Linked DNA regions of Homo sapiens: regions 2, 3 and 4 are each linked to region 1. A link is a contact called in ENCODE Hi-C or POLR2A ChIA-PET data. All regions are on one chromosome and are shown on one strand. Each heading gives the region's core, a stretch centred on a gene start or an enhancer-like site at or near the end of the contact. The rest is flanking DNA. Distances are from core to core; before and after follow the strand shown. Region 1 overlaps LOC100506023 (a long non-coding RNA gene). Region 2 holds the start of RABGAP1L-AS1 (RABGAP1L antisense RNA 1). Region 3 overlaps DNM3 (dynamin 3). Region 4 overlaps DNM3 (dynamin 3).

Region 1 (7,724 bases), core at 3,297-5,796:
AAAAAGGTAATACACCTCATTGAAATAATTTAAACTTTACAGAAATGTGTTCCTTTAAAGTTCAGAGAGTAAAGAGGAAGTAATAAAGCTGAAATAGTAGAATTTCTAATTAACTGGAGCCTGTAGCTTTCTTCCTGAAAAGGGAGTGGTGTGTGTGCATGTGTGAGTGTGTGTAGGTGAATCTGTAAAGGATGGAGTAGTACTAAAAAGAGGGAGGTGAAGACGGAGGTGAGATCTCATCTTTGTGCCCTGAACCTCTTTGTTATAATGTCAGGCAATGAGAGAAATCAGTACTCACCCTCTATGGGACTCTGGCTTTTTCAAACTTGGTTTTCTAGGTTTTGGTCTTGGTTATTGATGGCTTGTAACTTCAGAGTCTCATTGCTGGCCACGCTTCCACGTGGTTTATTAAGATGTTTTCCTAAACAAAATTGATCTCTCCCTAAAAAAATTATAGGTCTAGCTGTAAGATGTTAACAATATTTAACCTGCTACAATGCCAATAAGAGTTCTTGTTTATTGAAGACTTTTTTTGCACCAGCTATGTGCTAAGAGCTTTACATTTGTTACCTCATAACATCAACCCTCACACGAACCTTATGAAGCGGGTATTTCATTATTCCCACATCCCAGATAAGGAAGCTAGGATTATTATTGCTGCACCCGCAAAGCTGATAATCAGTGGGGCTCGGCCCCAAACCGAGGTGTCTCTGACTCCTGGGTCTATGCTCACAAATGCACCATTCCTCTGCATTATTTCTCAAAAATATTTGGCTATAGGAGCATTTTCAAAAGTGAGCACCACTTACCTCTTAGTACTGTTATTAGCATTCCGTGGGACACAATTTGGGAAATACTGCCCCAGGAAAATACTGCCCTGTCTTTAAAATAGAGATAATAATACAATCTCCATATTGTGATGATTAAAAGACGTTTCAGGAAATGGGTGCTGAGGATACTTACCTTCCACCAGGAATGTGTGTGTGCTTTAAAAATAACATTTGTGGCCGGCCACAATGGCTCACAACTGTAATCCCAGCACTTTGGGAGGCCGAGGCGGGTGGATCGCTTGAGTCCAGGAGTTTGAGATCAGCCTAGGCAACATGGCGAAACCCTGTCTCTACTAAAAATACAAAAATTAGCCGGGCATGCTGGCGCACATCTGTGGTCCCAGCAATTCAGGAGGCTGAGGTTGCAGTGAGCCAAAATGACATCACTGCACTCCAGCCTGGGCAACAGAGTGAGATCTTCTCTCTCTCTCTCAAAAAATAAATAAATAAATAAATAAATAAAAATAAAAAAATAACATTTATAATGTCCTCAGTGAAAGGAAGCAATGTTTTGGCCAGGATGATAATGAAGATATTGTTACTGGGCTGGGAGACCCTTGGGCCCTGTTGGGGAGGGCCCTGTAAGCTGCCACTGCCCACCCTCCACAGGTGCCCCTTTGGTCCCCTTCCCTCTCCTCTGCCCTCTGGTTCTCTCCGTCATCCCTCTGTAGTGCTTGTCTTTGTTCAGGAAGATGCTCCATTTGCCTGCCTCTGGGCAGGGGACTTGCTTTAAGCCACGCTGCTGCCTACTCAGGCCAGCCCAGGATGTCTCCTTTGCAAATTTGGACCATGTTCTGAGCCCCAGCTGTAGGCCAGAGATCTGTGACATATTGGGCAGACCACCCACAGCCCAGCTGCTGCCACTGCTTAGCCTACATGTGCCCAGAGAGCTACACTATCACCACCCACCACATCTCACCGACAGACCCTGCCTTTAGAGACAAGGACCAACCTAGGAGAGCCTGGGTTGGCTCTACCTCCCTGGGCATTGATTTGGACAGCTCACCAACTCCCAAAGGAGCCAATCTTCTGGCCTGGTTGGCTCCCAACCTACTCCCTGCCCCATCGGTTTGCTGCAGAGGCCCGGTGGACCTGGCAGTCCCACATCATGACATTCCTTTTCTTCCATGCACCAGTTTTGCACAGCTGTCATTTTTCTTTCATAATTTCATCAGTCCCACAGATACGCACATTTAGGCAAAAATACTATGAACAAAACAGACAAACAAAAACAGGCCCTCAACCCAGCTCCTGAATACCAGTTAGAAAGAGCATTTGCATTCTTCTCAGTAAATATCAAGCATACTAAAAAAGAAAACAAATTGTTTCACTTACATTCTTACTTGCACCTGTGAGGGAGCCATTGTTACTGTCATTTCATGCATGGAAAGGCTGAGGGTCACAGAGGTTAGCTGATTTGCCTAACGTCGCAGAGCTGAGAACACCAAAGTCAGGGCCAGGATAATTATCCAGTGTTTGTCCCTCTGCCAAGTGCTGCCCCTTGGACTTGGGGCCCTCAGGCCATCAAGACTGGGGCCCTTTGCTCCTGGAGTGTCCCAAATTGATAGTGTAAGGGTGGTTCCGATTGAGTCTGACATGCTGCTAGGAACCCTCTGTTTTCTTCCCTTTATTCTCTTCTATCTTCCTTTTCCTAAGGCTCATCCCACTGTCCATTCTTCATAGGCTTCAAGGTGCTCTTTGACTTTTCTCTGTAGCTAGGCCATGGGACTTTCAGGTGTCACCCATCCTCCCACCCACTCACTTGCCTCTTGACAGTGCACCAGCTGAGGCACAACTATGTGTTGGGGAGATATGTAAGGAGAAATGTGAGACGTGGTCTTGCCCCTAATAAACTGTTAAAGAAAAATTATCCTGATATCTGTGAAAAACAGCAACGAACACTTTATTCAAGGCTATTGCAGTAAGGGTCAAGATTATTGCAATAGGTGAGAGGATTGAAACCCAAATACATCAGGGATAAGGGGGGATTTACAGCCAATCAGCACGCTGGGGGAGTGGATGGAAAATTACTAACAGGAACTTGATTAGGTGGAGGAAGAGGAGCTTGATTGGATGTTGAGGGTGAGAGAATCTCAGTAAATGGACTTAACAAGATTCATTGCTAAAACTTGGCTCATCAGGTCAAGGGCAAGGCCTAGTTGAGAAGAAGGCTTCAGGGAACCCGACTAAAGTTTGGTCAAGGAGGGAGTCTTTGCCAGCACTCACAAAGTCATATGAGAGTCAGGACCCAAACACAGGACCCAAGCTGCTACGAGGCAGTGATGTGCCAGCCATGGCATGGCTGAAGCTTGGAGAGGAGCCAGTGGATATATCTGGGTTATTCCATCCCCTCGCTCCAGGGCTGACTGGCAGACAGTCACACTGGCTTCATCTCAGGTTCATTCATTTCTCACTGCTCTATGATACACCATACTTTTCTTCTACTTCATACTTTGAAGCTTGAATTTCCAAGATTTGATAAGAAAGACTGAAAACCATAAGCAGACTGAAAAGTGCCAAGGCTTTATCTAGATCTTGGACAAGAACTTTAACCTCATGTTTCTTGTTTGCAATATTGAGACAATACTTGTTACAGATTGAATTGCGTCCCCCAATAATTCATTTATTGACTTAACCTGCAGTATGACTGTATTTGGAAACAGGGCCTCCAAGAAGGTAACGGTTAAATGAGGTCATAGAAGGTGGGGCCCTAATCTGGTGTCCTTGTAAGAAGAGGAAGAGATACCAGAGATCTTTTCCTCTGTGCACACACAGAGGAAAGGCCATGCAAAGACACAGTGAGAAGGTGGCCGTCTGCAAGCTAGGAAGGGAGGTTTTACCAGAAACAGAATTTTCTGGCATCTTGACCTTAGACTTCTTACTTCCAGAACTGTGAGAAAATAAAAATGTCTGTGGTTTAAGCCCTCCAGTCTGTGGTACTTTGTGATGGCAGCCTGAGCACACTAGTACAATACCTATCCTGTGGGTTTACGATGAGAACTGAACATAAGGTGAGTTGAGGACCTAACTGCAATTCACACGTTGGCTTGTCCCCCTTTCCTCCTGTCATGTGATTTGTAGGGTGTTAAGGGTCTTTTGCCAGCAGACACCTTCCTTGTGACCATATGATGGTGTGGAAAATTCACACAGTAGAAGCATTCTTTTGGATTCAGGCTTTGCTTCTCTGTATAAACTAAAAGGGGGAATTTTCTGAAAGCATGTTATTATCAGTTAGGATTCCTGGTTTCAAGCAGTGTACATGGATTGGCTGGTTTAGGCCAAAAAGGAACTATTGAAAGGATATAGACTGGGGTACAGGATTGGCAGGAAGGATGGAGGATCAGATGTGGGGCCTGCCAGCTGGCAAAAGGGCCAAACGTCACACCTTAGAATGGGGCGTGAGGACTGCAGGGCTATGCTGCTGGGCGCCGGCTGCTGCTGCTCGCTCCTCTGACCCTGTGAACACTGGCCTGCTGTGACACTGCTGGACTAGACTCTTCTATGACCAAGTCCTCCACACCGATGTGCCCTGTGGTCTCTGTGATTCTGGAGCGCTGCTGTCTCCTTGGCTGAGCTTAGATCATGAACACTGGCATTTTCAGCACTGAGAGTGGGAGGCAACTCTGCCTCCTGTCAAGATTCATAAGGTGGGGAACTTCCCCAAACAATTAAAAGCAGGCTCAAAATGCCAGATGGTCAAAAAGAATAACAAGTTCCCCCACAGATACAGGGAAACCTTTCAGAACCCCCACATAGGAAGTGCAGCTTCACTCACAGGAGTGAGAACAAAGAATTGGAAAGCCGACGGCTGGTTACTCTGCATCTCTCTGCCCCTGTCTCTCTGTCTCTGTGTCTCTGTCTTTCTCTCTCTCCTATATTTTCCAGCTCCACTTGCTAAAGGTAAGGCCCACCTCTGTCCTGACCATTAGAAATTAGTTGTCTCCCTTAGAACATCTTTTTCCTCATCTTCTGCAAATACTTTTCAATCCCCCTTGGAGATTCCCTCCTCTGTCCATTTTTGGTCTGGGTGGGCTCCATCCTCAGCCCTCAGGATGGGCCATAGGACCCCGTCCCAAGCCAATCAACACACTATTCCCTTGGATGCAGGAGTGAGTATGTGACCTAAACAGCCTCGATTCCCACCCCCTTTTTTATTGAACTCAAACTTATCTGTTGCAAAGTGTACAAAGTATACAACTTGATGAATTTTACATAAAATCCGTTGTATACATCTGTGGAATCATTACTGAGATTGAGATACTGATCATTTCCATCAGCCCAGCACCTCCCCTTGTAGTCCTTCTCTGTAATACTCCACTCAAAGATAATCACTATTCCGACTTCTGTTACCATTAATGGAAATTTTACCCATTTTTAAATTCTATATGAATGGAATAATATGTAATCTTTGGTGGCTGGCTGTTGATCTTTCTGTTACTGACTTGCAGCAGTTCTTTATTTTGGATATGAGTCCTTTGCTAAATACATATATTGCAAATATATTTTCTTAGCTCATAGTTGCGTTTTGACTCTCCTAACGATGTCTTTTTAGGAATATTAGTTCAAATCGCTAGTCTTTCCTATGGTTAATGCTTTTAATTTGTTCTATTTAGAAAATCTTTTAATGCTTTTAATTTGTTCTGTTTAGAAAATCTTTGCACACTCTGAGATCATGCGCAAGTTAATGACTTTGAAGGACGAAGAAGTAAAATGTTTTTGTTGCATTTGAGATTGTGAGGCAGTGAGGCTGAGCCAGAAACGAAGACAGAAAGCAGATAGACTTGTAGGGCTGGCCTTGAGATGGGGCACTGTCACAGGGTGAGTCTGAGCTTTGCAGGCACTGTCTATTTACTATAGTTGTGGCTGAAATCAGAGGCAGGCCAAGTGGATGAGACATGGGGCAGTTGACCTCAGAAGAGATTCCTTTAACTATTTCCTTTTTTTTTTTTTTTTTCTTGAGATGGAATCTTGCTCTGTTGCCAGGCTGGAGTGCAATGGCGCAATCTCAGCTCACTGCAACCTCCGCCTCCCAGGTTCAAGCAATTCTGCCTTAGCCTCCTGAGTAGCTGGGATTACAAGCGCCCACCACCATACCCAGCTAATTCTTTGTATCTTTAGTAGAGACGGGGTTTCACCGTATTGGCCAGGCTAGTCTCGAACTCCTGACCTCGTGGTCTGCCCGCCTCGTCCTCCCAAAGTGCTGGGATTACAGGCATGAGCCACTGCACCCGGCCAACTATTTCCTTTTTAAAATTTTTTTATTTTTATTTTTTGAGAGAGTCTCACTCTTTGGCCAGGCTGGAGTGCAGTGGTGTGATCTTGGCTCACTGCAACCTCTGCCTCCTGGGTTCAAGTGATTCTCATGCTTCAGCCTCCTGAGTAGCTGGGATTACAGGTGTGTGTCACCATGTCCAGCTAATTTTTTTGTATTTTTAGTAGAGATGGAGTTTTGCCATGTTGGCCAGGCTGGTCTCAGACTCCTGGCCTCAAGTGATCTGCCCACCTCAGCCTCCCAAAGTTCTGAGAATACAGGAGTGAGCCACTGCACTCAGCCTAACTATTTCTTGATCAAATATTTTATTGAGCTCTTCTGCTGCAAGATGACATCCTCATGGAATTTATATTCTAGAGGATTTTAGAGATTATTTTAAAATACCTTCTTATAGTCCAGATTAGGAAGCCAAGGTGAAGACATGAAAAATAATTTGCTTGTCATCACAGAGCTAGGGAAGAAGCACAGCTAAACCAGAACTACAGCTGGAACCCAGGTCTCCTGGATTGAACTGTCCCCGCCCCTGCCCCTGCCCCTGACACTAGTCCAGCAAAGAAAGACCTGAGGGGTGCTGGTGATGAGTGATGACTGCTCTGCCTCAGGCTGAAGATAGAAGCAGCCTATCTCAGGTGGGTGGAAATTTTCCTTTCTTCCTTTGACCATGGGCAAAGTGATATGCCCTGGTCCGCAGCAACAGAGACTTCAGGAAGCCCACACACGTCAAGCGGCCAAAGCGGACCAGTGTCAGCAGGGGGAAATCAGAGGGACTTCCCCCAAGTCCTTCCTGTCAAAGAAAGAAGCATGAGAGGCCTTCATGAAGGTGAAAACCACACATTAAGGACTAGTCCAGACTGGGTACATGTCTCCCCAGTGCAGCTGCTACCCCTTGGGTTTTACCCCAGGACACTGGGTTCCGTCCTGTCATGGTGGTCAGTGCTGGAAAGTTGGGGTTTAAAGCTGTACACAGAGCTTCAGGCAAGTCCTAGGCCAAAGTTCAGTCCAAGGAGCACCAAGGTCTTCTCACTAGCAGCAGGTAGGAAATGATGGACATTGGATGATAACCTGGAGGCCAGTGACATGGTGAGACCACTTCTGACTCCCTCATTTCCCATCTCTGACATCACATCTCCACCACGTGGGCTCACTTAGACATGCTCACAACTATTAAGGTACCACTGGGGGCTTCCTATGACCAAGTCCCTTTAAATGTCTTTTGAATGTTCCCTCCCATTGTGAGAGGAAGGTAGTAATAAGGTGGTACCAAAATAGAATCTTGACACCCATTTACAACTTTTATTTGAGAAGAAGAAATGGGGAGTTGATGAGTGAGTATACGGAGAACCAGTGAGTGAGTGAATGTATATATGTATCTATTTACTTTCCTGGGCCCCAGTAACCTTATTCCTTGAATTCTTGTTGAACCGCAAATTTAGAGCTTCTTTGTAGGTTAGTCTGGTGATTCACTGTTGGTTTGTGGGTGTCAGACATGCAACTGTGACAGCTGTCATCATCTTCTGTTTATGCTGGATTGTGGACTTCTTAAGATCAAGGCCTGTGTCTTTTTTTATTTTTTATTTTTAAATTGAGGCAGTGTCACACTCTGTCACCCAGGCTGGAGTGCA
Region 2 (7,724 bases), core at 1,344-3,843, 1.5 Mb before region 1:
CAACATGGTGAAACCCGGTCTCTACTAAAATTACAAAAATTAGCGGGGCATGGTGGTGGGCATCTGTAATCCCAGCTACTCTGGAGGCTGAGGCATGAGCCTGGCTTGAACCTGGGAAGCTGAGGTTGCGGTGAACCAAGATTGTACCACTGCACTCCAGCCTGGGTGATAGAGCGAGACTCAGTCTCAAAAAAAAAAAAAAAGAAGAGAAGAGAAAAATATTCTAAAATGGAGTTAGTACACTGAAAACAAAGGAGGTTTTAGTGTTTGACAATGAAAACTCAAATATAGAATCATTATGCTGTATGAGATAATAGAAAGTCATCTAAACAACCCATTTATTTCTTGCTAAAATTATGTCATCCACAAAAGACAGTAGTTTACTATTTTCTGAAAAAAGACTAGATTCCTATGGACTCTTAGAATTTTAAAAATAAACAAATAAGCACAGCGTAGTATAAAAGCCCTCAGTAAACAGATATTTAACCTCTCTTAGGGGACAGTGGTGCACATCTATAGTCCCAGCTACTTGGAGGTTGAGACAGAAGAATTGCTTGAGCGCACAAGTTCCAGGCTGCAGTGCACTATGACGGCCACTTACTCCAGCCTGGGCAACAGAATGAGACCCTGTCTTTTAAAACAAACAAACAAAAAAACTCTCTTAGCCTCAGTTTCTTCATCTATAAAATAGCAGGTAAACAAAATTTCTACCTCATAATGGTGTCAGGAGAATTAAATGAGTTAACAGAGAGGTATCTAAAACAATGCCTGGTTTATGGACATTTTTAAAATTTTTTTTAAAATAAGTATTCAATCAAAATTAACGTATTAGAACTTATTCTGTTCCATAATACATATTAAATCTACTTTTAGCCTTTCTTTGGACAATCAAAGTTATAGAATTCCCTTACTTATATTATTTTATTTTAACTTTTGTAGAGATGGGGTCTGGCTATGTTGCCTAGGCTGGTCTCAAACTCCTGGGCTGAAGCGATCCTCCTTCCTCAGCCTCCCAAAGCATTGGGATTACAGGCCTGAGCCACTGTGCCTAGCCTATGATTCCTTTACACAGCAACACCTTTCCTTAATGTTTTTGTTTGGTTTAAGATTACAAACGTGCTATGTTGCAAACTTCTTGCGTACTCTGAGAAGGCAAGGATGATGTGTTGCCCTCAGTATCTGCCATAATACCTAGCAGTATTTGGCTCATACTAGGCCCTCAACAGATTGTTCCTTGTTGAGTTTAAAATATGGTATTTAGAAAACATATACATATGAGTGAGAGAGCAAAAGAGAATGGAAAGCATCTAGCATGAATATAAAATTATCTCACAATTTCCTTATTTTCATTAAAATGAGGACAGTACTAATTCTCTGGCATCTGGCCAGATAATTTGTTACATAAAAAACAAAGACTCCAGGTGTCATTCCCCATCTTATTCTAATTACTTTGTTCTTCTTATCCAGGAACACTATGAAGTACTAGAATTATCTGCTTCTCACCACAATTGGGAAGTTTCACAAACTCAGTCCAAACCTGATAGATGATAGAAACCAGTCAACAACCACATTATGAGAATATTCATCTGGCTGATGGGGGAATGTCTCCCCAGCCAAACAAGGAGTGAGGACATTTTCCAGGGTGTAACTGAATTGCAAAGCCACTGCTGAATATTGTTATGAGAAACACGAATCCTTTATTACTCCATCTCCAGAGACCTCTAACAAGTATACTGTGACCAACTAGAGTGCAATAGAAAGGAAAGCACCACCTGCCAACTGTGTAGCCTCACAGATCATTAGATAAACAAGGGAAATATACACAATCATGTGTTAACAAAACGACAACATTATTTTTCTTGGCTTTGATAGCAGTCTCAATTTCTTTTATTTTCTCTATATACATTAATCATACACTGAGAAAACCAAAAATAGACTCTGAAGATGAAGTTGCAAATCACTAGCACTAAAATAGCCCTGGAGCTATAGAAAAAGGGGAAGCTTCAGGGTTTTAAGCAGTAACAAGGTGTCTCCAATGTTTCCCTAGGAGCAGAAACAAGGGCCAAGGGGAGCAGCTAAAGGTATTGTGAGGAGAGAGCCTACTCCAGGAGCCATTTTCCCACCAGATCGGAAGTATTTCAGTATTTTTACAGCAGGAATACCATACCACTGGACACCAGGCTGAGAATTAGTTCCATGTGGAAGTATTTTCTACATGGTTCTAAAATGGATCCACTCACCAGTGACTGAATTACATACTGGAAGCTTGTGCCTAGAGAATTCTGAAACCATATTTTTAAACTTCAAACTATTATCAATTTTTTTTTACATGTAAGAGAAAAAAATGTCCTTTTAAAGGGATATTTTTACATGTCCTTTTAAAAGTCACTTTTGCTACTTATATTAAGAGGTTCATTTCAAAGTGAAACATTTTTTTAAAAAAGGCAATAACACTCTCAATAAGCTAATCCTTTCCCATCTGGCTGAGATTCTAGGATATTTGGCTTCATCTTGTTCAGGGAAACAGAGCAGGTTCCCAGAACAATATGTTGCTAGGAAACCTTCCAAGCTTATTTATCTTGTGCTGTGGGGTGATACTGAGCATCCACCTGTGTGATTGGCACAATGTGAAAGAGGGGAAAAGAGTGGAGGAGGAAGAGACAGGAGAGCTGATATGAAACTCTTGTTATTTATGAGGTAATCAAAGAAAATAGATTTTCAGTTTTTAAACCATCTTTCAGGACAAACTTGATTTTATTTTAGAGAATACTGAATGGGATTCAGACGCTTGAAATTTTTCTTTCTGGAGAAAGAAATTTAAAAACCTCTTAGGTAATTAACATTTATTGTTCCCCTTTCAGGGGGACCGTCCCCACGGATGATCAAAGGTCAGTTCCTGGTCAACATAAGTAAACAAGTTTGTTTAAGATAAATTCCCCTACACTGCCTTGTACCTACTCCTTGCCCAATGCCTCAGGGTTACAGAACAGCTGCCTTCAGCTATTCTCCCCTGGGGCTCTGCAGAACCTTCTGACCTTTCAGAAGGTTTGCGTCCTTTCCCTATAGTTTTTCCCCACCGCTCTGACCGATCTCCCACAGTGTCTGCTGATACTTTCTATTACGTTTCATCGTATTCCACAGTGATTTCACAGACCCTCTAAAATGATTTCATAACCAGCAGTTTGAAGGACACTGCACAAAATGAAATGGGCTTTTTCATCTATTCCCCTGATGATAATACTCAGAGCGTTATAATTCTAAATCACTGGAGAAGCTTTATTAACTCTACTTATCATCAATACCCTCACCTGTCATTACAGATGAGAGTGGGTCCTTGTCAGCTGTTATCAGGAAATACAAAGAATACAGCTTAATGAATTTAAGGCAAAGGGGAGTGGTTAGGGGAATGGCGAGGGAGTGTTAAACAGTGACCTTCAATAACAGTAAAAGACAGAGCACAATAATTACTCATTTGCCTTACTCTTTCTCAATATTAGCCATGCTGGCCTCAGACGGAGATATGGGAGGGGAAGACTGAAAAGAATACACCCAACTTTCTTCATTCTCCATGTTTTCTCTCTTCTTCTCATTTGAGGTGTTTATTTCATATTTGTATATATGACTCTTTCAGACTGAATATATATTAATCATGTTGTATAACAATAATTATCGGAAGAATTTGCCTTAATAATGTTCATCTCACTAATCATATCAACCAGTGATATCACCCTATTTTGTATTCTTACTTTCATATCTTATTTTGAATACTTACTAATATTTGAATTTCACATGCATTAGTTCTTTTTTTTTTTTTTTTTGCATGCCACCCATGCCTAGCTAATTTTTGTATTTTATTTGAGATGGAGTTTCCCCATGTTGGCCAGGCTGCTCTTGAACTCCTAACCTCAAGTGATCTGCCCTCCTCAGCCTCCCAAAGTGAGTTATTTCTAATAAAACTTATTTTGGCCAGGTGTGGTGGCTCATGCCTATAATCCCAGCCCTGTGGGAAGTCAAGGTGGGTGGATCACTTGAGTTCAGGAGTTCAAGACCAGCCTGGACAAAATGGTGAAAACCTGTGTTTACAAAACATACAAAAATTAGCTGAGCATCGTGGCACATGCCTGTAGACCCAGCTACTTGGGAGGCTGAGGTGGGAGGATCACCTGAGCCTGGGAGGCTGGGTTGCAATGAGGTAAAATCATGCCACTGCACTCCAGCCTAGGTGACAGAGTGAGACCCTGTCTCAAAATAAAACAAACAAATAAAAACATATTTATTTGCTTACATATAAGATTTGGTTAAGTTTCCTGATTATCAAACTCAATCATCATTTTTTTTTTTAAGAGACAGGGTCTTGTTCTGTTGCTCAGGCTGGAGTGCAGTGGCGCAATCACAGCACACTGCAGCCCCAAATTCCTGGACTCAGGTGATCCTCCCACCTTAGCTTCCTGAGTAGCTGGGACTATAGGGGCACACCACCATGCCTAGCTTTTTTTTTTTTTTTTTTTTTTTTTGGTAGAGCCAGGGTCTCACTATGTTGCCCAGGCTGGTCTCAAAATCCAAGGCTCAAGCAATCTTCCCACCTCAGCCTCCCAAAGTGCTGGGATTACAGGTGTGAGCCACCAGGCCTGGCCCAAACAAGATCTTTGTACATTTAGGAGTTCAAGGGCTTTGTTTATTTAGGAGTTCAAGGGCTTTGTATATTTAGGAGTGCTTTTCAACACCGCAGATCTTAAACTTCGGATCATAATGAACAGAATAATAGAACTCTTAAATAACAAATTTGAAACTCACTGTAGTAACTTGAAAAGAACTTACACACAGAAAAGAGAAATAACAGAATACATACGTAAAGATTTTTCAAGTTGATCTATGCTCTGTAATATATATGGCATGATCTTTGGCATATTCTGACTTTATGAAATAGTATATTAATTTTGTGAAAAGTTGGTTTTGCATTTTAGTAGAGAAAAGACCCTGGGCACTACCAGTGTTTCTCAAGGTAAGATATTATTGGCATTTTGGGTGGAATAATTTTTGGTGTAGACTCCGCTCTCCATTTCTGAGCCCATGGCATCCCTGGGCCCATTTATGATTTCACCTATTAAATGTCAGTAGCGGCTGCCTGTCACTGTGACAAACAGGATGCCTACAAACCTTTCTAAACCAGGTGTGGATGTTGGGGGCTGGTAGGTTTGAGGGGTACATGCTTGAGAAGATGTGGGATTCATACTAAAAGCCTCTGAGCTAAACTATCAATAAAGACAAGAAGAGAGGCCTGGACCAGTGTGCAAGGTTTTTAGCACTGCATTGATGTATTCAGATGTCCACTTCCCTCTGCTTTGTTATTGGTTAGCAGTAATTGCCACTAAGTATGTAATTCCTTCAAGTCAAAAAATTTCCTAACAGTTTTAAGCCTATTAATTTAGAAAAATCTATATTTAATCCTGCCAGCAACTCCATGAGGGAAGTATTATTTGGATTTTACAAATAAGTTGAGGATAGGTAACTTGCCCAAGATCATACAGAAATGAAATCCAGTTGGCCTCCAGAGCCTGCCCTCTTTAACCACTTTGCTCTACTGCCTGGGACCAGATGATTAAAGTAAAGCTGCTCAAGAAGCTGACAGTCTAGACGTAGTGCCAAATATGTGTCTAGTTATCATCTAGTTTCATAAGCGCAATAACAGATATTTATAAAAGGTACAAAGATGATCAAGAAGAAATTTGTGGGACAGAGGGTTGGAGAGGGAGAAGCACCTCAGTGAGGAGGATTTTCATGATGACTGGTTTATGCAAGCTTCCTTGCCCAGTTAAAACACAGAGCATTTCTCCTGTGCTCAGTTTTAACATTGGGCCAGTCACTTGTAAGAGCTATCATTCAGGGTTTGATGAATCTGCTTCTGTAATTCAGAAATGAAAGATACAAAAATATTAATTTATGGATGCAAATACTGGTAAAGTACATCACTGTGTTTTTCTTTTTTAAAGGCTGATATGACCCAAGTTAACATTTTCAGAAGTGAAGATTCCTGGTGCTCAGTTCAGGTGCCTAGAAAATTAATAGGCCAAAGGTGCTAGCCATTATGTGCTACTCTTGCTCACTTCAGACAGTTTCTTAGGATGAATATAAATTATCTCATTTAATATATTAATCAATGGACAGAGAAAAAATAGAAATGTAATATAGTATCACTTTCCTTGGAAATTTGGGGGTTACTGAGAGTTTCCAAGTCAGAGTCACAGTTATTTTTGCAAGGACTTATCAAGATCTGGACATAAAGTGGATCAGTGGCAACCAAAATTCTAACAGTTTGCAGTAGTATAATGCACTCGAGAAGAAACAGATGAAAAGGAATCAGGAGAAGGCATCCATCAAGAGGAGGAACACGCCCTATAGGCTTCACTTAATCCTCTTCATAGTGGTCAGCAAAAGAAGTCACTTTGACTCCTTTTAAGCTTTTAGCACTAGGAGGAGAGGGAACATATTAAACAATGATATTTTGCCCCATGTGTCTTGGGTGCAGGAGGAAACCTTCAGAGAATGTTAGAGCCTGTAAATGATTATTAGTTGTATTCTAATACTTAAGGAACATAATGGTTTAAGGGGGTGGGGACAAAGGACATACTTCTCTCTTGCAACTCTAACATAATTTCCAAGGCTTCTTACAGACATCAAATTCCCAGGCATTCTCCTCCTGAATTCATACTAACATACAATCTATGGTGCTGTACTTGTTTTAATCTCATCTGACATGTCTAGCTTTCCCAATTACTCAATCCTAGTGGTGTGCACACTTGTGACATGTACCTGGACCTTTATTCATGAATACTTATATGACATGAGCCACTTTCCAATGTTTGTGGCTTACTCCAGAATGTAGCATGCTCATCAAAGTATCTTTGAGAGCTTCTGAAATACTGATTTGTACTTTATTTGCCACATTCTAGTATAAGCTGTGGTCCCAATGCTGTAGCAATTTTGGGAGACTTGCATTTTATAGAATCTGCTTACCTGTTCATTTTTAATTCCTCATCTTCAGTCCTGTAAGTCTAATCTTGTATAATATTTTTGTGGAACTCCTTGGCACTTCTGCTTTAGATATTTCCTATCAATAAATAATATCTGGAGGTAGAGGAATTTCTGTACTATGTGTTGACAACTCCTAAATTTATAGTTTTCTGCCCAGAACTTCTACTAAGCTTAGCCTGCATATCCAATTGTGAACTTCCTATCATCATTTGGATGGTTAACATTCAAGATATTTAAACCTGGACTAATACCCCACCTTCTACCCCCAATTTGTTCTTCTCCCACTGTTCATCTTCCATCCAGAAGCTCAAGCCAGAAACCCACAAGTCACCATTGTCTGCTCCCCCAACCAATGCTCAGGCAATCCATCACTAGATTCTATACTGTACGCCTCAAAAATATCTATCTTGTTTTTCTTTTAAACTTCACTGGCAATGCCCAATTCAAGGCATAATCACCTTTCATCAGAACTAGTGCCATAAATTCCAAAGTGGACTCCCCATGTTCATAGTTGCTGTACTAAATCTTTTTGCTATTGGGCAGCCAAAGTAATTTTTTCCAGGATGCAAATCTGACATCATTTTCCTTCCTAACATTTTCCAATTGCTTCCTATTGCACTTAGGATAGAGAAATACTTGGCTCTGCTGGTCCTACAGAATCTAGTCTCTATCTACCTTCCCTTCACTCTCTT
Region 3 (7,724 bases), core at 3,012-5,511, 1.2 Mb after region 1:
ACAAACACATTAAAAATCTTCTGTTTAGGCCAGGTTGCTATATAATTCTGAATAGAGTGTGACCTTGCTTCCCTCAGAGGCTCTTTGGAATTTGGCTCTGATTTCAGCCTTTCCTCTGCCAAGCATATAGAATGAATTAGGTGAAGCTCTGTTACAAATGCACCCCACCCACAATGGTTTCCAATAGAGAGCTAAATGTTTTAAAACCACAGTTCAACTTAAATGTAAAAATGGTTCTGCTTTCAAAATTGAGTTTCACTTCCCTTTGTCTTGTGCTCACCCCTTTTTCTCTGCATTCCAATTCTACTCCCCAGTGAGAGAATAAAATTGGAACAAATGTAAACAGGAAACCTAAAGTAAACAGTCTAAATGCATATTTCTAGTCTTTAATTTCAGGTATTCACACACTGAAGGGGCCTCTTTCAATCTCACTGCCGATGCAAATAAAGGAGGCATTAGGAGCTTCCCTCAATTCCATCTTAGCTTTAGTACCCAGAGTCCGTCAAAGACCACTGAGGCAAAGAGCAAAACCTACTTATCTTCAGGACCCAGCATGAACACTGAGTGAGAGGAGCTGCCCCTATGTGTTGACTAAGTTTCCAGCCTCCCTTTTTTTTTCCAAATCACTTTACTTCTATTCCAGATGTTCGATGCTCTCTTAGTGTTCCAATTCTCAGCTGTTACAAAGACAGCATCTCATGAATTAATTTATTATATGGTATAGGGTGTGCAAAAGAAAGAACATGGGCTTGCTGGCAGACCAACTAGGGGATCAAATCTCAGCTACACAGTTCATTCCCTTAAGAGGGTGACAGGAAAGCGATGAACTTCTCTAATATTTGGATTCTACATTTGTAAAACCCCAAACCCAAGTCTGCAATGAGAATGCACATATCAAGTCCATGGGTCAGATTCCGTACTTAATAAACTCTAAGATGATTTTTCCTCCTTTCCCATTCCTGGGCTTACACATCCCAGAAGTATTTGTCTTTTAAAGTAGACAATATGAAGAGAGCAACATTCAACAGAAACAATGAATTTCTTAAAAAGGCAAGTTAGGCCCTGAGCACCTAGCCTGGGGACATATTCTGGGATATTACCATACCCTCCAGATTGTGCTGCTCATTACTGTGTTGAGGGTCATTGTTTAGAAGGGAGGATAAAATTTCTCAATTTCTAAAAAAAATTAATTTCAAATTCCTACTTTTCAATCACCAACTCCCAACTGCAGAAAAACTGCTGTGTCTCTGCAGATGGGTTTTATTTTATGTAGTGGGTATGTCTTACAAGAACTGTGCAATTTAAATGGTGGTCAATGTAATGATATTTTCCATGTTTATTTTGTGATAATTTTCTTTGCTTGTTTAACAGTTCAGGTTGTCTGATGCTATATTCAGACTACATATCTAAATTCTCCATCAGTGTGTCTGGGATTGTTTGAGTTCTTAGTAGGTTTTAACATCATTTAATGAGAAGATTTAGAAAACATTGCAACAATAAACCTAATGAACTTCACAACTTGTGAGGTGAGCAGGATAGGGATCCTCACGCTACTTTGCAGAAATAAAATTGAGATAAAGCAACTAATCCAAGGTCAAGCTATTACTTGAGTGTAACTGAGCCAAGAACATAGATTTTGCTATTATTGTTATGATTGCTGTTGTTTTGAGTACTAGAATATTAATTTCTATTACACTGCTGATTCTCTAGAAAAAAAAAAAAACTTTGAAGCCAGGTGTATTGGCTCATGCCTGTAATCCCAGCACTTTGGGAGGCTAAGGCAGAAGGAACACTTGAGCCCAGGAGTTCAAAATCAGCCTGGTGAAACCCTGTTTCTACAAAAAAAAAAAAAAAAAAAAAAAAAAAAAATTAGCTGGGCATGGTGGTGCAACCCTGTAGTCCTAGCTACTCAGGAGGCTGAGGTGGGAGCATTGCTTGGGCCCAGGAGGTGGAGGCTGCAGTAAGCCATGATTGCATCACTGCACTCCAGCCTGGGTGACAGGGTGAGACCCTATCACAAAAAATAAAAAAATTTAAAAAAGTTTGAATGTATTTACCAAAATAATTGGCAATAATTTTAAGCAACTAACATGTTTTATCATCTGCCAGACCAAGCACATTCCTTACTTTAAAAACTCCACAATGTTTCAGTGTATTTGGGTTTTGAAACCCAGAATCACTGTATTTTCCTTATACTGGTACACAGATAATTCTTAGTATTTATTTGCCAAGTCTTCACTTATGACATCAAAATTTAATTTGTGTTAAAAAAACTTTGTATAATATAGAATATTTTCAACATCATGATATTATATCCATAAAGTGTGTGAAACCAATATATTGAACTTTCCCAGAAATTATTTGTGTTTGAAACCAAAACTGGCTAAATAAAATATATCTCTATTGGGTAGTATGTGGAGACGATATGGAGAATAACAGGCATGATCTAGAGATGGTGCTGTATGTGCATATCTGTATTAATACTGAAACCAGTGATCTTCTCATCCCCTTTCCCTCTCTATGGCCATCACTTCCCACTAAACTTTTGGCGTCTGGGACAGGACAGTGCCTTTCTGTACCTAGCTCCCTTTAGTTAAAAAGTTGCCTTTTTACCAGTTCTTGGTAAAGGAACTAAGAAATTTTTTTTGATAGAAACTATACTCAGTTGTCATGATTATTAAAATTGGACTTTAAATAATTACCTGCACAATTGGAATGATACTACATTATCAATACTTACTCTCAAAATAAAGTGCTGATACTATTCTCATATTGAAGTCACCAATTGCAGGAAAACTGACGATTGGGGTCCTTAAGCCTTCCTGCAATGGTATAAAAGATTGGGTATTCAACTTTTTCTACTTTTGTTTTCTCTCTTTGAATAAAAACAGAAACACAATCTTAGGACTCTGTGCCTAATGAGGCCCAGAATTTGAATTTTCAGGCAGTCTCTGAGGACAATGCAGATAGAGGGAGGGGCATGCAGAGCAGAAGGCCTCTCTATGCTCCACTTTAGTGAGTACCTCTGAGCAGGTTCATTGCAATTCATTTCATCTTTATTTTTGTCCTTAAACAGAGTAGGAGAAAAGCAAGTCTGTGGAGAACATTTTATTGAAATGAGTTGGATTTATTGCTGGACTTGGTTATCTTGTTTTTGAGGAAATATTTGCATTTGAGGGAAAAAGTGTGTTTTATTACTTCATCTCTAGTACCATTTAAGGTATGTAATGATGGTTAGACATCAACCTGCAAAATATTTCTTCAGAGCACCCTGTCCTCTAGCTTCTCATATCCCAGTGATGCCAGATCCTAAATTAATTTCATGCACACAAACTCAACATTATTATCTCCATTTTTATGCTTTATCTAGTGAGTTAAGCATCTTAGAGAAATCGTTTTTTTGTTTGTTTGTTTCCCCTAACTGATCTTGGACAGACTGTTAAAAAAAAAAAAACTATAAAATGTTGTCACATTTTTTTCCTCTTGACCAGACTTCACGTCCCAGCTTGATGACCTTCACACTACAATAATGTTGCCTATTTCTAATAGTAAAAAGTTCCAGTTCGTTATAACCAAAAACTCAAAGAAATCGACTATCAGTCTTGAAACCCCTTACATATTATCTTTAAATAGAGTTCATAAAGTTGTGGCAACACCCACCAAAAACAGACATGAGGCAGATTGATTCATCAGCACCTAATGAGTTAATTAAGAAACAAAAATACAAGAACACACAGAATTATGGCCAGCCTGGCCTTGCTTATTCAGTTTTAGTCAGAGACCACAACTTCTTTCAAATAACCCCAGTTTATTTTCAAAAAAAAAAAAAAAAACCCTGTCTTCAGACAGGATATGGGGGAGGAGTTAAGTGGTGATGTTTTACACATGCACATCTGGATACAGTCCAATTATTTCCCTTAAACATTCCCCCAGTTGTTTTCATTTTGCTCCATGCTTTGGCATTCATAAATTTGTGAGATTAATTGTGTGTCAGCAGTCTGCAGGCCTGGAGCTGGGCACCAGTTTAGTAGCAATACGGCTACAAAACAACTCTGTAGAGAAATACGTTCACATATTTAAAAAGGAAAGCATAGTCACATAGTTCGTTTCTGTTTAATATCAGGCATTGACGTTATGCATAAAGAAGGTAGTGTAATCTTTCAGGGAATTGCCCTAATAGCAAGATATATATAGATATATATCTCCACGCCTACCAGAAATATGTGTGTGTGTGTGTGTGTGTGTGTGTGTGTGTGTGTGTAAACTCAAGTGTTTTAAAGCATAAGAAAGGATTCATCAAGAGGAAAAATGAAGAGTTCAGGGCTGGACATATTTGTGTTCCTTGTTTTCATCTGATTATTTTGAAGGGCGTGTCAACAGATTGCATTTCTTGTCTTGGAAATGTACTAACAATTAAAATCACCTTTGCCAAAAAGAACCAACTTATCTTAGAGATGGTGGAGAAGCATCTTTATTTTAAAAGATGTTTTGCAAAGCCTCTTATGCTTTCAAAATTACTATATGAAAAGTGAAACTAGAAGCTTTCTGCCCTGATGTGTAGGCCTCACAGTCCAGATTATGAGCTCAGCTAAGGAAGAGCTGTGTTCCCCAGAGCCCAGCGGAGTGGCGGCACTTGGTAAGTGCTCCGTACTTGCCAGTTGACAACAAAAGAACTATCATTTAAATGTTGGTAAACAGATATTTATTCTTGTTTAATGTTATTTTGCCTTATATCCATGAGTAGGAAATAAACTATTAGATATTGTGACATTTTTCACAAGTAAATGCCACATGCCAAAGTAAGGTAATAGGTAGGGCAAATTTTCATACATATACATAACAGAGGAGAGTGTTCCAGATTAAAGTTCTGAGATTTGCAACATCAGTATTGGGAGGAAACTGGCAGCTTCTCCTCTAACCCTCTACAGAAACACAAAACAGCTATTGGAAACATGTAGAGCATTCCTCTGGAAAATAATTAGGCTTCAAATAAATCATATGCTATTCCTGCAATAAAAGAAGGAAACTTTTTATGATCTTCTGTTTTCCCTCAAGTATGCTATATGTTGAGAAGTTTTACCTAAATCACACTGTATTCTAGCAGTAAGCTCTTAATTATATAAGAAATAAAATGCATTGCAGATATTACAATGAATCCACTTGTCCTTAGACTATTTATCTATCAGAATATTTTCTAGGCCAATATATTTGAAGGCTACTGAGAAAATCACACACTGTTCTTTGGCTTTAGTTTCCTTGTGAGTAAAATGAGGTGCATAATCTCAGCCCTATCTACGATACAGGGTAAAAGTCAGGATCTAACGAGTGAAATTGGTAAACCATAAAGAACAAACAAGTGTTGGTTAGCATGCAGTAAACATACAAACTCTCCTACTCATGGTTCTGTATTGAAAAACCGAAATACATAGTATCTTATTCTTTACATAAATTAATTTACTGATCTTGAGACCTAACTGAATCATGATAGTATATCCACATAGACTAGATTTGTTCCTACAGGGCAAACTGCCATGCATTCATGCTAAACTATACAAGAGCAGCCAGGTAACAGAAGGCAATGCTGCTTCAAAAACACTGCAAATTTGACTCAGAACTCAGAGACACGGTATGATATTTGTAACATATTTACAGATACAATTAGGCTTTACTGAAGCTAATTGATTTTCACCACCTGAGCTTATTATCTACTAATGGTAGGGTTCTAGTCGTCTAATCCCTGCTATGTACGCCATGGGCGAAAATCTAATTAACCTCTCAGAGCCTTAGTTTTTTAATACATAAAAAAGTAATAACACCTGCTCTGATGAAGCTATTGTGAAGATTAAAATGTGAGATATGAAGAAGTGCTTTTACAGAGTAGTCACCCAGTACTTATTGGTTATATCTAAAAATTATTGAATCTGTATTCCCAAAACTATGCTGGAAAATAAGTCCAGAATTAAATAAGGCCACAAATAATCCAAGCAGAAATGATCCGGCATAGCATCATTAAAATATACACACATATTTATAAATATTGCCTGTATACATTTTTCTTAGAAAGTCCATGTAAGTTATACAGAAGCTGAAATAAACCATAGCAAAAAAAACTTCTCCCCTCTTCTCAATGACATCTTGAATTTAGCAGTTCTTATTTTATTTTAGTAGAATAATACTTCTATTAAATCACTTTAATGATAATTATAATTAATACTTATATAATCCTTTAACTTTTCAAAGCACGTTCATACCAATTATTTTCTTTTGGTTTCCAAACAACATTATGAAAATATAATCTTGAATTTAATACCAGTTAAATACTAGTGGGAGTAACAAACTTTGTCAAAACTAAGATGCAATAACACTACTCAGAAAAGCTTTGCAACACAACCAGTGGCCAAATTCCACTTCATTACATGTAGATCACAGTCCACAAATGACAATCAGTCACCACTAATAATAAACAAAAAATTTTTGGATTCTAGTCCAGGCAGGAGAATGCTTTTCATGAATGCAAAATTAGAGGTGACATTCTGAAAGTAGGCTCCACAAAACAACTAGCTCAGCATTCTAAGTCCAGTTTCATTCAAAGTACACACAGATAACTACTATCACCGCCCTGGCTTTAGAGTATTAGCTCACCCAGCAGTTCAAAGCATTCCTTATATTTTAGACTAGAGGAGGATCACCATTTTTGCTCTATTTTATGGACTGAGACATAAAGCGATAGAGACATGCCCATGGAGCTGGAATAAGACTTATTCTATTTCATCTCCATAAGGTGACCCCTTAACCCCCTGCAATCTAGCTTCTGTCTTTACCATTGTATTGACAATGAAATCCTAAAGATCACTGATGATCAACTAATAATCAAACCCAGTGACTTACTCTTTCTTCCTTTCATTGATATCTCTGTAACATCAGCTTGAAGTTGAAGTAAACCAGGGTCCATTCTCTGTCTCTCTTTCTCTCTCTGTTTTGCTCTCTTGCTGTATCTCTTGCACACCCTTTCTCTCTGTCTCTCTCCCTCTCTTCATCATCACGGCATGCACTATCTTACTACCTTGCTTCTTTTAACTGCTTCATCTATGTTCATTCCTATCCCTTCCTTACTTGTGGATTCTCTGACTTACACATCAACCTCCTACTCCCCTCTCCAGTCATCTTCACTTCATATATGTAAAAAATTTACTACTGTACTCTCAGAATTATACAGACTCAAGTACATAATAAATACTCAATAAATATTTTTAAATAAATGAATAAATTACTCTCAATGGAAAAATCAATCTCTGGACACTTTCTTAAGATTTAAGTTTATTTTTTAACACCAGTGTGTTGGATGGATTGGAATTGGATTTTTTTCTTCTTCTTATTACAGCCATATGCCACATAACCACATTTTAGTTGAGAAGAGACCACACCTTCAATGACAGTGGTCTCATAAGATTATATGACAGTATTATTACTGTAGCTTTTCCTCTGTTTAGATATGTTTAGATACACTAATACTTAGCACAGTGTTACAATTGCCTACAGTATCCAGTACAGAAACAGGCTTTACAGGTTTGTAATCTAGGAACAAAACAAACAGCCTAGGCATGTAGTGGGCTAGACCATCTAGCTTTGTGTAAGAACACTCTATGATGTTTGGACAACAAAGAAAGCGCCTGATAACACAACTTTTAGAATATAATTATATCGTTAAGCAATGTATGACTGTA
Region 4 (7,724 bases), core at 2,468-4,967, 1.1 Mb after region 1:
ACTAATGGCCATTTAGATTATTTCCAGGTTTTTCACTATTACAAACAGTGCTGTTATGAACGTTCTGTTAGTCGTCTTTGAATACTGTGTTTCCCCATTCTACTATTTCCTTCTAGAACTTTGATTAGAACATGTTAGAACTCATCTAACACAATCTGTGATCTCAATCCTTTTCTTTCGGATTTTATTCTGGCTTGGACTTTATTCTGGTCAGTGTATTCATATCACTACAGATTTTCCAGTTTACTAATTCTCTGTTCAGCTATATCTAATCTGATTCCTTGACACTTTTAATTGAATTTTTCATTGCAGTGATTATATTTTATTTCTAGAAGTCATTCCCCCAATCTGCTTGATCTTTTCTTCTCATACTTAAAGCCTCTTTATTTCTAAACATATTAAACAACTTTTTATTTCTGTACCTAGTAACTCCAAAATTGTAAATATCTCATCTCTGAAGGTCTGATTTCACAGCCTGTTGTTTCTCCTATTCTCAGTAGTGGTTTATTTCCTATGTCCTTCCTTCCTTTGTTCTTTGTAAGCTATTCATTTTCCTTAGAACTCTATCTTGGGGAGTTAAGGCCTGGGTCGAATTTGCATTTTTACAGAGAGGAAATAATTTTTTTTGGCGGGGGGGGCTTCTGCTAGTTCCTCTGAGGGTGGTACTAACCCAGGAAAATTAAATTCTGTACTTGAGGTTTGAGATGCTCAAACACACATGTAGTGTGAATTCAGACCTTACATTCAAATGGGGGCAAACTTGTGGCTATGCAGTTTAAAGGCAGATCACCACCCATCACTCCCCTTTTATTTAGTGCCAAGGTCAATACAATATAATTTCCTGGCTGCATTCTTCTGGACATTGGTTTTATTTTTAGTATATTCTTAGACCAGGATACAGTTTTTTCCAGTCCCAGCCTGTGTGACAGGCTCCTGTTAGGAGTCTTTGGAACTTGGAATGTACTAAGCTTTACACCTGTTTGCCAGGCATTATTTGGCCACCATGATGGAGGCACAAGATCTCAAAAATTTGGGTGAAATCCTCAGGATGGAAACCAGTGCTTTAGTTTCCTGCTTTCGTGTCATTTTCTGGCTTCTATGGATTCTTTCCTTTTAATTCATTTTGGTAGTGCATTTAATACAAATTTGATCTATTTTCTTCATCATTTAAACTATAAATATGTGTATATGTCCATGAGGGTGTCTGATTTGTCCTTCTGTTTAAAACAGAAGTCTGTCTATCCCAATTTCAACATTTATTACCTATTGCAACAGTATCTTAGTCGTCAGTCCTACATCCTAATATACTTACTCACTCCTAGTATAACACTCTTACTAAAATATAAAGATGATCCCATGTTTAAATGTCTTCACTGATTCCACAGTGCTCTTCAGATAAAGTCTTCCAGCCCTTGGCATACAAGGCCCAGCACGATTTGCTCTCTGTCTACCTCCCTGGCCCCTCAGTCTTCACTGTACACCTTCACATGCACTTCATGCAGCCATAGCTATGGACCTTCAGTTACGCCAATAAACTCTCATTTCTCTGAATTTTTACTTATACTGTTACTCTGTCTGGGATGCATTCTCTTTTCCATAGCTTTCTTCCTGATTCTTACTTTTGAAGTGACCATTCAAAAGTCACTTTCTCTTCAAAGCATTTGCTAATCTACATCTTTTTCTTTCTTTCTTTTTTTTTTTTTTTTTTTTGAGACGGAGTCTCGCTCTGTCGCCCAGGCTGGAATGCAGTGGCACGATCTCGGCTCACTGCAAGCTCCGCCTCCCAGGTTCACGCCATTCTCCTGCCTCAGCCTCCTGAGTAACTGGGACTACAACCACGCCCACAAGCACGCCCGGCTAATTTTTTTGTATTTTTAGTAGAGACTGGGTTTCACTGCGTTAGCCAGGACGGTCTCGATTTCCTGACCTCGTGATCCGCCCGGCTGCTAATCTACATCTTTGCTTGTTAGGAAAATGTAATTTAGGTACCTCTCATCTCCACCTCCTAACATAACGATGATAGCAGTTATGTTACAAGGTGATATGAAATTATTTTCTTATCAGTCTCCCCCTAAACTGGGAACCCTGGGAACAGGGACTATTTCATGCCCAGAATCAAGCATGATGCTGGACACATGGAAGGTGCTAACTAAATGTCTATATAATGAATAAGTAAATCAAGTGGCACAAATACACTTAAAAGTCAGGTATTTGATAAAGAAGACTTGTTCTAATGGATAACAGTGTGTGTGCATATGTGTATGTATGTATATGTATGTGTGATTTAGATTATCTGCTCTTTAAAATTATGCAGAATTTTTGACTTCACATCAATAAAAAGAATGAGAACTACTTTCCATTTTGATGTGCTTGACTTTGGAGCCAAATTAATAAGGAGAGAAGGGAGTAGTTCACTTAGGAAGCCCTTCATTCTCACTTGGCTGAGAACTGTTTTGTCTTCCAACATTATTGTCTCTAATATAATCAGTTTCCCTTTCTGAAGAAACCTCAAATAAGAAAGCAAGACACAGCTGAGAAAATATGTTTTGAGAACTAAATATTTTTAACTGTGATGAAACTAAAGCTTTTTGTTTAATTCCTTTCTATGAAATGAGAAACAGAAACTCTCAACTAACTGTTAGGGTTTCAGGCTAATGCCTCTGAACTTTCGAGAAAGACAATTCTTATTCCCTCTATGATTATAATTATGTTTTCTTTTCCAAGCTATATTTTAAAAGAATGCCAGTTTAGAGAAAAACTCTAGGCACATCTGATGTGGACATGAGACCCTACATATTAATGATCAACAGATAGAATAAAACTTTTATAAGGCTATAAAATATGAAGTATTCTGAAAGCTTTTGGTACTAGTATGCTTAATGGAATACAATTAATAGAATGCTTCTTTAGAAAAACACATTTTGTGATTTTTTTTGTGAGCACATGTACACATATACATGTATGTTGGTAATGGAATATAGAATTCTGATGGCTATTTTTCTTCAAAATTCAAATCAACCATTAATATTTTGAAGTGATTCCTCGTCTATTTCGAGTTTGAGCTGAGTCTCATCATAAAACACTGTGAGAAAGGAAACAAACTGCATAGATTCCATTTGGCAAATCAGAGGCCTGTAGATCTGACTGTGGTTCAGCCGCTGGCGCCATCAGTTCGGCTCCAAATCAAAAGCTGTGGAAGGAGGTAATTAGCAGGGACTCTAGACCACTCAGTTGGCAACAGCAGGCTTCTTATAGCCACTGGGAAAGTGGGTGGGAAGGGGTTCAGAAATATTCTGTAAAACAACATTTCTCCTTCAGAATAGAAGATTGCAATTATAGGGCCATTTTCGTGGGGAAAAAGCCAACTTTAACGCTTGTTTTAACACATTTGTGAAGGTGTCAATATTTAAAGAGAAAGTTCAGCCACTACCAAGGGAAATAATTACAGCCTCTAGTTCAATAAGAAGACGAGAATAGAAGACAATACCTTCTAACCCACTCACAACAGTAAAAGGGTAACATAACCTGGGCAGAGCAACCACTCACAATTCTTGGCAAAATATGGTTGCAATTCCTCATCCCATTAATTCCAGCAGAAATTAAACCAATGAGAGGCATTTTTTGCCAACGCAATGAAAATATAATTATGTAAGTCACTTTCAGAGGATGAAGTCCTCTGAATCTTGCCTGGCCGGGCTGTTGATTTTTCAAACTTGAGTGCTCAATGGAAAGAAATTGGCTACATTCGAGCTGCTCAATTTGGCTGTAGACGTGATCATTTACAGATGAAGGCAAAGCAGCCCTGAAGTGAACAGAAGATGAGAAGACTGCGTTCCAAATTGACCAGCTGAAGGAAAGTTTATATTTTAAAAAAACAATTACTTGGTCAGTGACTCATGGGGAAAGAATTCTTAAGCTTTCTTCAGGGAAACCCCAGTAAATAACATGTAAAAATAAAATGGAGATGGTGTTATCTGTTTGGTTGAGCCGTTCAGTTCACATAATAAACCTTTTGGCAAAAAAAAGGACCATTCTGAACACGATTATTCTCTCCGGGAAATCCCCAAACAGTAAGAACTACTGTGGCTTCCTTAAAATTTTACAGAATATTTTGTATCTCAGACTTGCATGTGAAATAAAAACTTGGAAGAAATATGGGAAAAAATCTGCTTTTTGTTATAGGGTTGAGGATTTTTCAGCTGGCTGCTTCTATGATTCACACTGCACTCGACTCCTCTGAAACTCAAAACCACATATCATAAAAAGCAACATGGGCTCGAGTTAGTCTTCCTGCTTTGTCCCTAGGAGAACTGACTGCTCTAAGTATGCCCCACAAGACACACAAGAGAAATGAATGAAAAGTTATCGGCCTGCATCAATTTACTGGAATATGGTGTAAATCATATACTTTAAAGGACAGCTGGAATTTTACTTTTTTTTTTTAAAGTGGATTTCACTGACATAATCTATAACAGTTTCAGTTCCTCTCTTTTTAATTAGTAAAAGCTTTTGGAATTTTGTTGTTTTTAGTCTCTAAGAACATCGCAAGAAAAAAAGGTTGAGAAAATATGTTATAAATGATTAAAGAAAGCCCTGCTTGCTGGTGCTAGGAATAGTTAAAGCTTCTCTATTCCCCAACCCCCTGCCCAGAATGCTTTGTTAAAGCCACACGGTGTCTAATCAGCATGTCTTTAGATTATTTTATGTTAATTGAAATTATGGTTAGTCTTAGAGGTTAATGTATACATGCACATGTGGCTTCAAAGCCTTCCCAAATTACTGGCTTAGCTCCTTCGCCTTAGGGAGGCCTGATCTGTGATAAAACTGACCGCATTAAACCAAGTTTATTGCTATGGAGTTTAACATAATGGAGAAAATATATTTTGCAGGTTTCTTTAAGAATTCCCCATTCTAAAACGCTCTCTTAGGATCCCTCAAAAAAGGTAAGAAAAAAAGAGGAAATGTAAAAGGGAAGGACAAAGAAACTGACTCATATCAGAAACAATAGCTTTACAGATTACTAAGAAGCAATGGAGAAGGCAAAGAACAAGACTGTCATAGATTGTGACTTCTACAACATGTTTACTTTTTTTTCCCTTTAACTTTTATTTTAGGTTCAGGGGTACACATGCAAGTTTGTTACATAGGTAAGCTCATGTCATGGGGGTTTGGTGTACCAACAATAGGTATTTTTCTGATCCTTTCTCTCCTCCCACTCTCCACCCTCAAATAGGCCCCAGTGTCTGTTGTTTCTCTCCTTGGGTCACTTGTTCTCATTATTTGACTCTCACTTATAAATGAAAACATGTAATATTTGGTTTTCTGTTCCTGTGTTCATTTGCTAACGATAATGGTCTCTAGCTTCATCCATGTTGCTGCAAAGGACATAATCTTGTTCTTTTTAATGGCCGCAGAGTATTTTATGGTGTATATATACTACATTTTCTTTATCTAGTCTACCACTGATGAGCATTTAGGTTAATTCCATATCTTTGCTATCATGAATAGTGCTGCAAGGAACATATGCATGCATGTGTCCTTATGGTAGAACAATTTATATTCCTTTGGGCCTGTAACCAATAATGGAATTGCTGGGTCAAATTGTAATTCTGTTTTTATTCTTTGAGGAAACGCCACACTGCTTTCCACAATGGTTGAACTAATTTACATTCCCACCATCAGTGTATGAACATTCCCTTTTCTCTGCAACCTCGCCACCATCTGCTATTTTTTTATTTTTTTAATAGTAGCCATACTGACTGGTATGAGATGCTATCTCATTTTGGTTTTGATTTGAATTTCTCTTCTCTAATGATTAGTGATGTTGAACATTTTTTCATATGCTTATTGGCTGGATGTATCTTCTTTTGAGAAGTGTCTGTGTGTGTCCTTTGTGTACTTTTTAATGGGATTGTTTGGTTTTTGCTTGTAAATTTGTTTAAGAAGTTCCTTATAGACACTGGTTTGGTTTTATTGCAATTGCTTTTGGCGTCTTCGTCAGGAAATATTTGCAAATTCCTATGTCCAGAATGGTATCGCCTAAGTTATCTTCCAGGGTTTTTATACTTATAGATTTTACATTTAGGTCTTTAATCCATCTTGAGTTAATTTTCGTTTATGGTGAAAGAAGGGGCCCAATTTCAATCTTCTGCATATAGCTAGCCAGTTATCCTAGGTCCAGTTAGGGAATAGGGAGTCCTTTCCCCAATGCTTTTATCAGCTTTGTTGAAAATTAGATGGCTGAAGGTGTGCAGCATTATTTCTGGGCTCTCTATTCTGTTCCATTAGTCTATACGTCTGTTTTTGTACCAGTACAATGCCGTTTTGATGACTGTAGCCCTGCAGTATAGCTTGAAGTTGGGTAACATGATGCATCCAGCTTTATTCTTTTTGCTTAGGATGGCCTTGGCTATTCAGGATCATTTTTGGTTTATCTGAATTTTATACTAGATTTTTCCAATTCTGTGAAGAATACTACTGGTAGTTTAATAGGAATAGCATTGAGTCTACAAATTGCTTTAGGCAGTATGGCCATTTTAATGATATTGATTATTCCTATCCATAAGTATGGAATTTGCTTCCATTTTCTTGTGTCATCTCTGATTCCTTTTAGCAGTGTTTTGTAATTCTCATTGTAGAGATCTTTCACCTCCCTGGTTAGTTGTATTCCTAGGTATTTTATTCTTTTTGTGGCAGCTGTGAATGGGATTGATTTCCTGATTTGGCTCTTGGCTTGGATGTTGTTGGTGTGGGAATACTGATTTTTGTATGTTGATTTTGTATCCTGAAACTTTGCTGAAGTTGCTTATCAGCTCAAGGAGCTTTTGGGCAGAGACTATGGGGTTTACTAGGCATTGATGGCACATATTTCAATAATAAGAGCCATCTCTGACCAACCCACAGTCAACAACATACTGAATGGACAAAAGCTGGAAGCACTTCCCTGAAAACCAGCAGAAGACAAGAATGCCCTCTCTCCCAACTCCTATTCAACACAGTATTGGAAGTCTTGGCCAGAGCTATCAGGCAAGAGAAAGAAATAAAAGATATCCAAATAGGAAGAGGAAGTCATACTGTCCCTGTTTGCAGATGACATAATTCTGAAAACCCCATAGTCTATCTAGAAAACACCATAGTCTCTGCTTCCCCCTTCCCCAACTGAAATGTCTCATTGCATTGATTTAGTGAAGGGAAATTCTACTCCATGAATCAATGAAATGTGCTTAACACAATTTATTCTAATTTATTCTTCACTTTGTGTCATGAAGATCGTAAAGTTCATAGTGAATGCACCATGTTTGTCAGTGACCCATCAGGAAAAGCTCCTAAGAATGGTCAGCATAAACCTCAATGGTGATCTTGTAAAGCAGACCAGTGGGAGCTAGGCAGGGGACCAGTATGGGAGACAGAAACTGAAGTTAGGACCAGCTATGCGGACCAAGTAGTGCTTCTCCTATGGAAACAGAAACTGAGACCAGCAATGGGGACAGAGCGGTGCTGCTTCCATGGAGTAGAGGCTGTCAACCTACATTTATAATACAAGGGAATATGTTGACCTACATCTGATTCTGATTACATCCTAAATTCCCAGAAGGAATCTAACCCAAAAGATTGGGAAGGGGCACAGTTTTCATTTGCATCATCATCTATTCCTTAAAACTCTCCTTGGTTCAGGTCCTTGCCACCTCTCTCCTTAAATACTATGACTCTCCTTGGCTCTCCTT

What was found. Hi-C counts contacts between places; a loop is a spot of excess contacts on that map. ChIA-PET counts read pairs that join two places held with the same protein, here RNA polymerase II (POLR2A). Pooled maps may share reads with other maps.
Region 2: a pooled map shows a loop between it and region 1 (2.9-fold over the local background). The contact joins the promoter of RABGAP1L-AS1 here to the enhancer-like site in region 1. A Hi-C loop is called at or near these places in 1 of 37 single-sample maps with no recorded cell type and 3 of 50 pooled maps. POLR2A ChIA-PET finds 5 or more read pairs at or near these places in 2 of 52 experiments (B cell and GM12878).
Region 3: a map with no recorded cell type shows a loop between it and region 1 (6-fold over the local background). The contact joins two enhancer-like sites. A Hi-C loop is called at or near these places in 4 of 37 single-sample maps with no recorded cell type and 3 of 50 pooled maps.
Region 4: a pooled map shows a loop between it and region 1 (5-fold over the local background). The contact joins two enhancer-like sites. A Hi-C loop is called at or near these places in 7 of 37 single-sample maps with no recorded cell type and 4 of 50 pooled maps. POLR2A ChIA-PET finds 5 or more read pairs at or near these places in 1 of 52 experiments (activated T-cell).

Annotation. Positions count from the first base shown.
Region 1 is chr1:173,410,178-173,417,901 of GRCh38, reverse strand. All of the region lies in intron 2 of LOC100506023 (a long non-coding RNA gene), which reads left to right. PRDX6-AS1 (PRDX6 antisense RNA 1) reads left to right here. Exons shown (of 2, transcript NR_125960.1): 2 at 1-113. It also overlaps a transcript of TNFSF4 not described here. Among named protein-coding and RNA genes, the nearest start is that of PRDX6-AS1, 47 kb to the left of the region's middle. RefSeq lists enhancers at 1,529-1,578, 1,609-1,738, 3,199-3,248, 3,309-3,468, 4,049-4,098 and 1 more. Within about 2 kb of position 4,546, at least 4 of the 41 ENCODE cell types and tissues checked have a DNase peak (open chromatin) inside an H3K27ac peak, as active enhancers do; they include B cell and GM12878, where a contact is called at or near this core.
Region 2 is chr1:174,949,130-174,956,853 of GRCh38, reverse strand. RABGAP1L-AS1 (RABGAP1L antisense RNA 1) reads left to right here and starts at 2,593. Exons shown (of 6, transcript NR_121196.1): 1 at 2,593-2,697. All of the region lies in intron 19 of RABGAP1L (RAB GTPase activating protein 1 like), which reads right to left.
Region 3 is chr1:172,177,913-172,185,636 of GRCh38, reverse strand. All of the region lies in intron 14 of DNM3 (dynamin 3), which reads right to left. Among named protein-coding and RNA genes, the nearest start is that of DNM3OS, 37 kb to the right of the region's middle. RefSeq lists an enhancer at 4,442-4,491. Within about 2 kb of position 4,261, at least 25 of the 41 ENCODE cell types and tissues checked have a DNase peak (open chromatin) inside an H3K27ac peak, as active enhancers do.
Region 4 is chr1:172,340,109-172,347,832 of GRCh38, reverse strand. The region is part of intron 17 of DNM3 (dynamin 3); the gene reads right to left. Among named protein-coding and RNA genes, the nearest start is that of C1orf105, 77 kb to the left of the region's middle. RefSeq lists an enhancer at 5,060-5,169. Within about 2 kb of position 3,717, at least 13 of the 41 ENCODE cell types and tissues checked have a DNase peak (open chromatin) inside an H3K27ac peak, as active enhancers do.